Regions from separate parts of the Homo sapiens genome. Here regions 1 and 3 are each linked to region 2. A link is a contact called in ENCODE Hi-C data. All regions are on one chromosome and are shown on one strand. Each heading gives the region's core, a stretch centred on a gene start or an enhancer-like site at or near the end of the contact. The rest is flanking DNA. Distances are from core to core; before and after follow the strand shown.

The links. A loop is a pair of places that touch in the nucleus more often than their neighbours do. Pooled maps may share reads with other maps.
Region 1: a map of CD8-positive, alpha-beta T cell shows a loop between it and region 2 (16-fold over the local background). The contact joins the promoter of FPGT-TNNI3K here to the promoter of GADD45A in region 2. A Hi-C loop is called at or near these places in 3 of 168 maps with a recorded cell type or tissue (CD4-positive, alpha-beta T cell, CD8-positive, alpha-beta T cell and naive thymus-derived CD4-positive, alpha-beta T cell) and 7 of 50 pooled maps.
Region 3: a map of CD8-positive, alpha-beta T cell shows a loop between it and region 2 (13-fold over the local background). The contact joins the promoter of TYW3 here to the promoter of GADD45A in region 2. A Hi-C loop is called at or near these places in 3 of 168 maps with a recorded cell type or tissue (CD4-positive, alpha-beta T cell, CD8-positive, alpha-beta T cell and naive thymus-derived CD4-positive, alpha-beta T cell) and 6 of 50 pooled maps.

What each region holds. Positions count from the first base shown.
Region 1 is chr1:74,196,601-74,200,988 of GRCh38, reverse strand. FPGT-TNNI3K (FPGT-TNNI3K readthrough) reads right to left here and starts at 2,747. Exons shown (of 27, transcript NM_001112808.3): 1 at 2,629-2,747; 2 at 1,158-1,325. The coding sequence starts at 2,710. It overlaps LRRIQ3 (leucine rich repeats and IQ motif containing 3), which reads left to right and starts at 2,813. Exons shown (of 8, transcript NM_001105659.2): 1 at 2,813-2,993. It overlaps FPGT (fucose-1-phosphate guanylyltransferase), which reads right to left and starts at 2,747. Exons shown (of 4, transcript NM_003838.5): 1 at 2,629-2,747; 2 at 1,158-1,325. The coding sequence starts at 2,710. RefSeq lists a silencer at 2,810-2,909.
Region 2 is chr1:67,683,032-67,687,103 of GRCh38, reverse strand. GADD45A (growth arrest and DNA damage inducible alpha) reads right to left here and starts at 1,903. Exons shown (of 4, transcript NM_001924.4): 1 at 1,566-1,903; 2 at 978-1,079; 3 at 517-754. The coding sequence starts at 1,609. RefSeq lists enhancers at 1-474, 210-649, 680-729, 1-932, silencers at 830-969, 1,040-1,169, 1,640-1,799, 1,990-2,049, 2,060-2,239 and a cis regulatory region at 4,002-4,072.
Region 3 is chr1:74,731,309-74,735,086 of GRCh38, reverse strand. TYW3 (tRNA-yW synthesizing protein 3 homolog) reads right to left here and starts at 1,935. Exons shown (of 6, transcript NM_138467.3): 1 at 1,669-1,935. The coding sequence starts at 1,842. CRYZ (crystallin zeta) reads left to right here and starts at 2,037. Exons shown (of 9, transcript NM_001889.4): 1 at 2,037-2,131. RefSeq lists enhancers at 1,321-1,420, 1,801-2,090, 1,645-2,355, 2,951-3,240.

The sequences.
Region 1 (4,388 bases), core at 1,498-3,997, 6.5 Mb before region 2:
AGTTACAAATCACAAAGCCCATTTAAATAATTCTCCCAAATGACACAATCAAAAACACAAGTTAGAGTTCCTTTCGAAAAAAGATTTTTAGAACTTGGATTCCCAAAAAAAAATCTTAAATATAACTACCACACTAGTTATCTTGGGCCAGTTACTTAACTCTTGAGTACCTCAGATTCTCATCTATGGAAATAATATCACGCCTGTAATCCCAGCACTTTGGGAGGCCGAGGCAGGTGGATCACGAGGTCAGGAGATACAGACCGTCCTGGCTAACATGGTGAAACCCCGTCTCTACTAAAAAATACAAAAACAAAATTAGCCAGGCTGGTGGCAGTCACCTGTAGTCCCAGCTACTCGGGAGGCTGAGGCAGGAGAATGGCCTGAACCTGGGAGGCGGAGCTTGGAGTGAGCTAAGATCGCACCACTGCACTCCAGCCTGGGCAACAGAGCAAGACTCCTTCTCAAAAAAAAAAAAAAAAAAAAAAAAAGAAATAATAACAGTACTGACCTCATAGTTGTAAGGATTAAAATAATGTTGGCTAATTAGAATAATGCTAATGTCATATTAATGTCATATACAGATATCTTATCTCTGGTATCAGGGGGCTTCAACTTTAAGTATCACATAGAAAAGAGCATTCAGAAAAACAGCATTTATTTCTATTTGCAATGGACGGTCAAAGGGCAAAGTTGACCTAAACTAGGGTTTTCAAATATATGTATTATATTTAAGCCATGTGACAGTGTTCTTTTGCATTCTGCATTATGTCCCTAAGAGGTCAAGAGTATTTTTTCCCACTAATTGCTTTCTTCATGTAAATTGCTGGAGGAACTCTGGAGTGGAGAGGACCTCAAGGGTTCTACTGATAAGGTCCAAAGGAGTATTCCTATCTGAATAGTGTGAATTTCATTAAAACTAATAAAATTTTCTTTTAAGTAACATTCTGGAAGTTTTTCAAGGTAAGTCATAATGGGTAAGAACAGTTGCTATTCCTTTTATCTTTCTAAAAAAAGTCAATTTATGTTCAAATTTTAAAGTTTGTAAAGCTGTGGGTAGAGATATGCAGCTTATACACTGTAAGTCACAGAAACCTTTTCTTCAATGATTATTCTGCTTAGGACCTATATTATAAAACTGACCATAAAGCGCGTACCAATTTTGGCTCCAGCAGGATCCACAAAAACGTGATATTGAACTCCAAGGGGTAACTCCTTTCTTTTCAGCTTTTCTGACAGCTGTTGGTTGTAAGCAAGTTCCTGTTTTTCATCAGCCGCTGTTATTGCAACTATGTCCCAGAATTCTCCACGTGCTACAAGTTTGCCTATTTGGAAAAAGCAAGGAAATGAAAACAAAAATTATCAGAATTTTCTAGTTGCCACAGGTTTGCCTATTGAGAAAGATGATAAAGAAGGTAATATCCATTATCATCTTCCAAAATGTATCTTTGGCTTTTGAAAGTTAGGGAATAATTAGTGGTGCATTAATACGATTCAAAATAGTTATAATGAAGACTGTTCACAAGTTCCTTTTTTTTCTTTTAGATCACTCCCTCCTTTTATGGTTTGCAATCCAATTTAATTATAAATTCTGAATGACATAATGTTTCTTGATTAAGAGAGCGACTTTTAACTTGCCAAAGACTATTGCCTCAATTCTTCAATAAGAAGAGGAGATAAACATAAACAAATCTCCAGCTTTGCAAATCAATTCTTATGTATCACGGACACTTGGTGTTAGGTGACTAAGAAAGACACAACCCAAAGATCCCTTCCCTCAATGTTGCTGTTTATAAATGTGGGTACTTTATTTTCTATTACTTTAAGATGAACCATGCAAACTTACATAGGCTGTTAGAATATAACATAAAATTCTGGATAACAGAAGGTCCCAACTCTCTGATGACATCTTTAAAAGACAGTGTGCACTTTTAGTAGACAGTTGGAATCTCTTTATTGATAAACAAAATGATTTAGCATTTTAATTAGTTAACAAACAGAACTTGTCAGCTAGAATCTAATAGTCCTGAAAGTTTTACTGTTATCCAAGAATTAGTCCCAGTATTTTTTAAGCAGTCACTGCAACACAAATATAATCACTTTTATTAGACAGGTGTACAGGGATTAAGTGTCATAGCCAATTTTTTGATAACAAATTTCTTCCTTTTAATTTTTAATCCATAATTCCTCCATGTTCTGTTACTCCCTCAACAAACGGTTACATTACAGAAGTAGATGAACGTAATGTAAAGCGTGAAGTAGATAGGGGGCTGGCATCTACTCATAAAGTTCAAAATACTGTGCTTCGTATCTTTTAGATTTATTTAAAGCAACTTTTATTAATGAGCTAATCAATGCATAACTTCACTAGTAAGATTTTCTTCTTCTTCCTCCGCCCTCATTTTTAATATCTATACTACTAAGAATAAAGTAAGCAACAAGCATGTCAAGCAGGGACAGTGAAAAGAATAAAAAACTCAAAAGGATTATTAGCTAGCTACTCCTGGGGAGCGTCATAGGCCTACAGATGAGAAGTAAACGGGAAGTGACAGTCCAGCAAACCTCCTGGCACGTAAAAGCACCCTCCCTCTGCATTGCCCAGGAGAACTCCGGTGCCTTCTCTGGTACCTCTTAGCTCGGAAAACCTCCGCAATTTTCGCTGGGTGGCTTCTCGCAGCGATACTTCCGGAGGGTCCCTAGCAGCTGCCATAGCCCCACCTTCCCTGAGACCGCGCCGCACAGCACGCATGCGCCCTGGGGTGCGCCTCCGCCCGGTTGTTTCTGACCCGCCCCCTCCGTGCGTCGCCCACGTAACCACGCCCCCGGAGCGCCTTGGCTGGCGCCCGGAAAACCATGATGTGGAGAACTTGGATGTTGTCTTGTTTCTCTAGCAACGGTCTCAGGAGCAGATGGCCGCCCAGCGATTTGTCTGACTGTGTTGGGGCTGGGCCACTTGTCTCCAACTCATAAGGGCTTGCAGCCCAGTTGACCCGGTGAGTGGTTCAGTTTGGGTGACAAAATTGTTAGAACCGACCCGCTAAGGATAAGGCGAAACTACATTCTAGCTTCCCAGCTTTCACATCAAAGGCGGTTCGTCCTAACTGGTGGTTTGTTTCAGCCTGGAGCAGTTCCCCAGGATAGCCTGATAGAAGATCTCCGCCATCTCTCCTTTCCCCCGCCACCCCGGGCCATCTGCCCCCAACCCTGGGTCATGATACATACACAGTCTGAATATTTAAAATCTCTGCTCTTTCTAGGAACCTTAAGTTTGTGGTTCCTAGAGAGTGAGCCACCCCACCCCTCTGTTTTTTCTTAGTAGGCTACACACGACAGCCTCTCAAATAGTGTCTTTGAAAGTTGTATAAAATTCAGTCCGCAACCAGGCTCCAAATATTTTTGGTATTTTGGTTTCTTCTCTGGCATTCTTTTGTATATGCAGATTAATCTAGAATGTTCAATAACACTCTTAGGAATAAGTCAGCCTTTTTAGGTGTTTTTTTGGGTAGCTATATAAAGGTGTTCCTGTTATAGAACACGAGGTTTCTTGGTTTTACAGACCACTTCATCTTTACACAGAAGAAAACTGAATCAGAGAATAGTGAGTTAGTCAAGGTATCACAATTAGTAAGTAATAAAAGATTTAAGAAATATATTTCAATCCCAAACCCAGAACTTGTGGTATTTCACCATACCGTTTGATTTTTTGAGACGATTTCTCTGTATCAACGTCTTCATTAGGTACGTAGACATTCAGGGCACCATAAACTCTTGTCATAAATTTACTTAGTTTTTCTTCTCAGACTTGTTATACAATCGTGTTCTAATAGTGGAAACATTTGGATAAAATGGCAGATTAGATTACTCTTTCATAGTTTTACATTTAAAACTTCATTAATTAAAAAAACAGTATCTTATTGAAGAACATTTAGAAAATACAGAGACTTGAGTGAAAGTAACCAAAGGAGAAAGTAGCGAGAGAAGGTCAGAGAGAGAACAAAGGGCCATAGGAAGAATTTTGGTTTTTACTCTTGAGGGAAACAAAGCCATTGCAGGGTTTTGAAGTGACTTGGCTTATGTTTAAAGAGATCACTCGGAGATAGGAGAATAGATTATAATGGGGGATGAGGCAATGATAGAAGCAGGGAGACTTCTTTGGAGGTTACTGCAATATTGCAGGTGAGAGCTGGTGAAGGCTTGACCAGGATGGTAGCAGTGGGAATGGTGAGAAGTTGGTCAGATTCTGGATATATTTTTAAGACAAAAACAATAAAATGTGCTGATGGAATTAATGGGTGTGGACTGTAAGAGAAAAAGAGGAGTCAAAATGACTGCCTTGGGATGGATTGGCCATCAATTAAGATGGGTAAGTTTCCGACTGAGGAAGGTTT
Region 2 (4,072 bases), core at 654-3,153:
TTTTTATCAGGAAAAAAAAAAAGAGCCATTAAAAAAATGCAAGATTGCAGAGAAAAAAAATTCCACTCTATCCTCTTAATGTATTTCTAGGGAATTAACAAGGTTTGTCTCCTACACAATTTCTATTTTTAGCTCTGACTGGCAGAGAATGAAGCTGACTCCTTAATGAGGGGTGAGCCAGGAATTCATTTGGCTTTATCTAATCTGCCCTGCTAAAGGAATTAGTCACGGGAGGCAGTGCAGATGTAGGTAGGGAGTAGCTGGGCTGACTGCTGACTCACAGGGATCTCTTCCGCTGCTGGCAGTCCCCAGCATGCTTAGACATGTTCTGTACCACAGAAAATCCTGGTGATGAAACTAGCACATCTCGGCTGAAAGTCCAGCCACACTCTAGTCGGACAAAGGCAGCCACCCTCCTGACCCCCACCTACCACAGATCCACAATCAGGCAACCCAGCCCTGACTCCCGTCCTTCCGGGGCTCTACCCTGCAGGCTGCAGTCCCCCAGTCCCTTACCGTCACCAGCACGCAGTGCAGGTCCGGGGGCTGCTCGGCGCCCTCGCTCGCCGCGGGGCCAGCGTCGGTCTCCAAGAGCAGGAGCTCCGCCAGCCGGCCCGGGTTGCTGACGCGCAGGATGTTGATGTCGTTCTCGCAGCAAAACGCCTGGATCAGGGTGAAGTGGATCTGCAGAGCCACATCTCTGTCGTCGTCCTCGTCCGCCGCCAGCAGGCACAACACCACGTTATCGGGGTCGCTGGGGGCAGCGGGCGGGGCCAGTGAGCGCAGAAGCGCGGGCGCCCTCAACCACTGCCCGGGTCCCTGGGGGTCGCCGCCCGGCCCGCTCGCCCCCTCCCTTCCGAGACAGGCAGAAAAGCGACAGGAAGTGGCGCGGCCGGGCGAGGGGCGCCCAGCCAAGGCGACCTCCCGGGCTGGGGCGGGAAGGGGTGCCATGGGGGACGCGCAAGGGCCCCACTTACACGTTGAGCAGCTTGGCCGCTTCGTACACCCCGACAGTGATCGTGCGCTGACTCAGGGCTTTGCTGAGCACTTCCTCCAGGGCATCCCCCACCTTATCCATCCTACACGCGGGCAAGGGCGAGGGGTCCCGTCAGCCCCGGTGCCCTCGGGGCCATCGCCGCCCCCCTCGTCCGGTACCACGCCCCTCCCTCTCGAATGCAAGCACCACCGCGCACCTGGGCTCTACGAAAACCCGGCGCTCCCGCGGCCCCGTCACCCCCCATGACCCCTGCACGCCCAAGGACCGGGCGTCCCGTGAGAAGTCCCGAGAGTGCCCCTGCCACAGGCTGCCAGCCACGGGAGCCGCACGGGCAGCGACGGCCACTGCTGCCCTTTGCAAAGGCCCCGGCGGGGCTCGTTCGGGTTGGGGGGCACGCTCTTTCAGTCCGTGGGAGCTCCACGGAGAGTCCCGAGGGAGCAAGGGCGGGAGTTGCCCTGTGCAAACTTTTTAGCTTCCTCCCCTGCAAGCCTTCCACAGCCCGGCTGCACCGGGGAGCGCGGGGTAGGTAAGAGAAGTTCGGGCCGGAAGAGTCCGCAGGCCGACTCACCTTTCGGTCTTCTGCTCTCCAGCCGAGAATTCCTCCAAAGTCATATTGCAAACTGCAGGTCGCCCAGGGAGAGAGCGCGGCGTGCGGGCTGCTCCTGCCACGGCTAGCGCGCGGGCGCCTGCTTTCTGCACTCACTCACAGGCGCCGCTCCGGCAGCTCAGGCCCTGGCGCTCTCCGGCCGCCCCTCGCCCGCCCGGGCTCCTCCTCCTGTGCCAGCCGCCGCAGCTCCGGCCACCCCTCCCGCCTTGCTTGCTCGCTCGCTCCCCGGACCTCGCCTCGCCACGGGCCGCACGACACTAATTGGGCCGCTGCCTCCCAGCCACTGCCTACCAGCCACTGGAGGACAAAGGGCCCCGCTCTCCGGGGTTATCCTGCCAACCCTCAGCCAACCACCTTCCGCCTCATTTGCATGCAGCTTGGCCATTGGGCTATGCAAATCAGCCTGCTCCAGCAATTTGACCCCAGCTCCTGGAGTCAGGTTGAGAGGAGCGGAAAAGGGAGGAGCCACGCGGGAGGCGAGCCGAGGGGGCGGGGGCGGGGGCGGTGCCGAGAGGGGAAGGCGGGTCCCGCGCGCACTCTTATCCGGTTGGCGGGGACCATTGGGAGTGGGGGGCTTTAGCAGAGGCTAGAGGTGGCCTCAGCTTGGGCTGAAGCAGGCTGCCAAGTGTTTTTCTATAATAGTTGCGGCACTTTTTTCTTATTATCTTTTCATGTCTTTTGTTTTAAGGGGTGGCTATTAAAATCTATTTCCAGGGTTAATGCACTGAAGTCTAGTAATTATTAGTAAGCAGGTTACATTAAAAAAGTGTCTCCAGACCTCCGGGGCAAAGTTTACCTCAGAAGTGTTGTTTATCTAAGTCTAGGCGAAGCTGCTTATTAGCAGTAGTATTATTTCGGTGCCCTGATGGCTGGTTTGATTTATTTTTGGAAAGCTGCAAGGGTTGGAAGCTGAAAAAAGAAAAACCAACCCGTTTGTATTCAGGGATGGCAGGGAACCAAGTTAGAATCTTTTCCACAGAAAGCAGAACGGTTTCCCACCTGCCCGGTGTAACTGGGAAATCGTGAGCTGGTCTGCGTGGGGAGCTGGTGACCACATGTGGGAATCCCTGGCAACCCAGATTCTCCTTTCTCAAAGAGCCTTGCCCAAACAAGGATCCTTCTGGACGCCCACCAGCTGAGAGACAACCATCTGACACCCACACAGCCCACAAGTCTAAATTCAAAATGCTCTCGATATGCCCTAAGCTTCCTTTCCTAACGTATGTATGTCGTTACCTTCCACAGAGAGCCTCCTATGATCTCACTGTGAATTATTGATGTTAGATGCTGAATCATGAAGCTGTAACTATAGGAAGTTTTTAGTCATATGCTAAAATTTCACCTTTGAGATAATGGCAACTTGTAGGTGGAAAGCAGACCTTTAAAACTGCAAATGGTAGTTACACATTTTTGAAAAACAAACTTTAATATATAGACTCTCACTGAGTAGTTCAAAAGTCCCTTCCTTTGTTTTATGGTTTATGCAATAAAAGCAAAAACATTTCTTAAACCTACTGAAGTCATCAAAAGTGGTGAAAATGGCTCCCACATGCTTGCATTCAAAACAGTGCTTGCATTATTAAGGTTGCTGTACAGCCAAAGGTCACAGAAGTAATTTCTGCAAAGGTACCTGGAAGTTTTGCACCCTTATGTTTTTATCACTCTAGACAAAATATTCTCCAGCTCTCTTGATCTTAATTTGGTGGAAAAGAAAAGTGATAGGTTTTCTGGTTCATTTATTTGAGTTGTCATTTTGCACTCATTTTTTCACTGTGTTGTCAGCCATGGACAACATTTGAGTAAAGAAATGGTCATGGTCAGTGCATAATTCACCTAAGCATGACTATGTATCTCATATCTATGCCTTAAATCTTAACATTTGATGTCTTTCTTAAAGAATTCCTCAACATTGAAATTTAGGTAGGTTACCGAAGCATTTTCAGTTTTGCAGACAAAACCTGAATTACACAATCTAGCCTGAGTCATCATTTGGCGATTGTTAATATGTTCCGTGGAACTCCAAGGTTCTATCCACTAGGCATTTCTTAGAGGTTCTTGGGAAGAAAATGTGATCACAGCAAGCTGACAAAGAATTAGGGAATCATGTGAGTTTCTTGACAGCAAGGACTTCATCAGTTTGGTGTCCTCAGCTCCTAGTACAATACCTGCATTTAGTAGAAGCACAGTCAAGGTTTATTGAGTTGAATAGAATTTGAGAGTTAAATAAGATATCAGAATCCTGCAGTCCTGTGCATTGCATGAATTCTAACATATTGCACATTTAACGTTAGTTCAAAAACACTTTTGCCTGTCTTCTTCTATACCAAGAACTGTACAATTCCTGGTCCTTTGCCTTTAAAGAGCTTAGGCTCTTATTGGTATGTCCATGCTTGAACTGGATTTTGGGACAAAATAGTATGCACTGTCATCAGCTAGCTATGCTGAAAGTCCCATGACTTCAGTCATCT
Region 3 (3,778 bases), core at 686-3,185, 7.0 Mb before region 2:
CAAAAATCAAGGCGAGACAGAGTTATGGAAATGGGGCAAGAGAGAGTTTGTGGGCAAGAATGCCATTGCTCTGAAGGTGATGGAAGTGATTTAAAAATGAACAGGCCCTGCTAACTTGAGAGATCAGCAAATAAATGATCAGTCAATAATGGACCTAAAGAATGAGCCTAACAATGTGCTGTCTTCCATGCTCTTAAGCCAATACTACGAATAAAATCAGTACACAGCCAACTTTTACAGTGCATGGGCCAGGCACAAAGCCAAATATTTCAAAAAAAATTATCCTATTTTCTCCACACAAAATCCCTATAAAGCAGATACTTTTTATTATCCTCAGTTCATAGAACAGGAAGGGGCAGAGTTGAGATAGCTTTCCTAAGGTCACATAGCCCGTGGTTTTTAATCTAAGCAGTATCACTCCCAAGCAGCCTTATCCTCAGGGGATATGTCCCAAGACCCCCTAGTGGATGCCTGAAACCTCAGATCAATTTCTTTTTCCTTCTTCACTTCACAATTTCACTGACAAGATTCATTCTTTCCGTAGATCTTAGCAACCTCAGCATATGCTGTTTTTTCTTTCCTTAAGTCTTTCCTTAAGAACTTTCACCTTTTCACTTCAAAAAAGCACTTTAAAACTTACTGTTGGCAGATCCAAATCGCCAGCATCATTACTCCCGTACTTTGGGGCCATTATTAAGTAAAATAAGAGTTACTTGAACACAAGCACTGTGATACCACCACAGTCGATCTGATAACCCAGAAGGCTACCAAGCAGCTAAAGGGCAGCAAGAATATATAGTGGAATATTCTGGACAAAGGGATGATTCACCTTCCATTCTGGAAGGAGCTGGTTGGCTCAAGATTTTATCACGCTACTCAGAACAGCATGCAATTTAAAACTTACTAATTGTTTATTTCTGGAATTTTCATTTAATATTTTCAGACTGCTGTTGACTGGGGTAACTGAACCTGCAAATAAGGAGGTATGGCTTGTACAGCTGCTTCTTGATTTATGATGGGGTTACATCCCAATAAATCCGTCATAAGTGGAAAATGTAAGTCAAAATGCATTTACTACCCCTGTAAACCCATCATAAAGTTAAAAAAAAAAGTCTAACCATCCTAAATTATATACGATCGTACTTTTCTCTGCGTAAAACTACTAGAGTTGTAATAATGGAGGGGCTCACTAGGAGGCAGTAAACTCCTTAACACTGGTGATGTTCAAGCATGCAGTAACAATGATTTGCCAGAGCTGTTGATGAGCGGATTCCGGCATTCAATACCTTAGCAAGCTACAAAGTCTTTAGATTCCCTTAGTATTCATATAATAAAATCAAATTTTCTAAACTTTGCCACACAAGATAGTTCCCAGGTCAGCAGTTTCAACATCATTTGGGCACTTGTTAGAAATGCACAGTATCAGGCCCTACCCTACACTTAAAGAATCGGGATCTGTATTTTAAAAGATGCTCAGCTGATTAATAGCCACGTTAAACTTTTAGAAGCACTGATCTAATCCCCTAAATTTCACATATAAAGAAACAGAGACCACCCCTCAGAGGAGCAAACACAGACATGCTGGATCCGGTCGTCACTGGATGGGAACAGGGCTCCTGAAGTTTCGCACTAGAAGGCAGGCGATGGACAGGCGCAAAGGGGCCTCACCCGGTCAAGGAGTAGGATGCGGCCAGCGCAGGAGCTGGTGGTGAAAAACTGATCTCGCATGTTCAGAAACTGCACAAGCTCTACCACATCCTCGTCAACACTGCCCTTCCGGCTGAGGTCCGCTTTGCTCAAACATTGCGCCTTCCATTTCCTGAACTCCGCGCTGCGATCCATGGGTGACGGACTCAGGGTCTGCGCTCGGCTCCTTCATGGTAGCCTCGTCTCTCCCTGGGGGCAGCCATATTGAAGCGAGCGGTGGCCGAAAAGGTCCAAACTTCCTCTTCGTTCTTAATTTGGGAAATTCTAGTGCCTTCGCCTAGGGGTGGAGAGAGGCGCACATCCTGGGTGGAGCGAGGCGCACATCCTGGGTGGAGCCTGCAAAAGTTGGAGAAGGTGTGGCAGTCCTCATTTCTGTGGAATCTGAAGAAGCCCACGCAGATTTTAATTCCCACTCTAGATTCTGGTAAGTGGTTTTAAAAACTCTCCTTAGTTGTTTAGACAGCGAATCTCCCCACTGCTCGTCCAAGTGGAACCGAGTTTGATTTTGGCTGCACCCCTTTCCTGCCCTCTGTCCTCCCAGAGAACTAGTGCGTAGAGCTCCAGACCGAAGCCATTCCCCTCCAGGGGCTGCAAGTTCCCATCCATAAATCAGGTAGGAAGTTTTGCCTTCTGGTCCTGGGCTCCTAGCCCTGGTCCTGCGTTTAGGCTCTGAGTTTAGGCTACCACACCATGAGGTGTCCGTTGGCACTACCCCTGCCCAGCCTCCGCCCCCCGCACTCCCTGTCCCCCAGCCCCACGCTGCACCCCCCCCCCCCCCCCCCGCCAGTCACCCGCTTGATTTTTCCCTGCAGCCAGTGCCTGGGTTTGGGGATTCCTGCAGCAGCGCCCAGCGGTCTGTCCAGGGCCCCTTCCCACAGCCCAGCTCTCAGCTGTAGAGGATTTGTCCTAGGTAGGGCCCCTTCCCACAGCCCAGCTGTAGGGGATTTCTTCTCCTAGGTAGGGCCCCTTCGCACAGCCCAGCTGTAGGGATTTGATTTCTTCTCCTAGGTAGGGCCCCTTCCCACAGCCCACCTGTCAGCTGTAGGGGATTTCTCCTAGGTAGGGCTCCTTCCCACAGCCCAGCTGTGGGGGATTTCTTCTCCTAGGTAGTGCCCCTTCGCACAGCCCAGCTGTAGGGGATTTGATTTCTTCTCCTAGGTAGGGCCCCTTCCCACAGCCCACCTGTCAGCTGTAGGGGATTTCTCCTAGGTAGGGCTCCTTCCCACAGCCCAGCTGTAGGGGATTTCTTCTCCTAGGTAGTGCCCCTTCGCACAGCCCAGCTGTAGGGGATTTGATTTCTTCTCCTAGGTAGGGCCCCTTCCCACAGCCCAGCTGTGGGGGATTTTTTGTCTTGGATTCCCACAATTACAGGTTTCCCGGAGCTTCCTCCAGCTTTGCCATCAGGATTGCAGTCTTTGAGAGAAATGTATAGTTTTATTGACCCTGTGACGCCCACCACCTAGAATAATCTTCAAAAGAAAATTACAAAACACCCTGTTAACACATCGTTGGATGTTTATACTGAGTTTCTAGAGGAGACTCAGTGACCAGGGAAGGTGTGTCAATGATTAAACCTAAAGGCTAAAGTTTGGAATGCTTGTCCGTAGCTAATGGAAATTGTTGTGCGAGTCCCTCTGAAGCCACTGTGATTACGTGTCTGGTTAGCGCAGCGAGTTCAGCAGCAAATCTCTCCAAGCTCTACTCCTCCAGCATTAGGGAACAGACTGCCCTGTTCCATACGATCATGGAACCTGGAGGAGTCCGAAATTATTAAACTCCTCCCCTCTTCTTACCCCGTCCTATCTCAAGTGAACAGAAGTGACCTGATAAGATCACACAGCCAGGAAGAGACTTTCTCTGACCACTTGTAATTCTTGCCTTTTTTACATTTCTGGGTTAATAATAAACCATATGCTTACATGAGTCATTGTGTATTAGCAGCAGAACAATTTGTAATGATTGATTTTTTTTCTAAGTTTTCAGTTTTTAAAATTCTTGCCAGAATTCTTATTTAATTTTACTTTTGCTCTTGTCTCATAATGTTCCTTTGCTCTGGCTTTGTGACTTGATC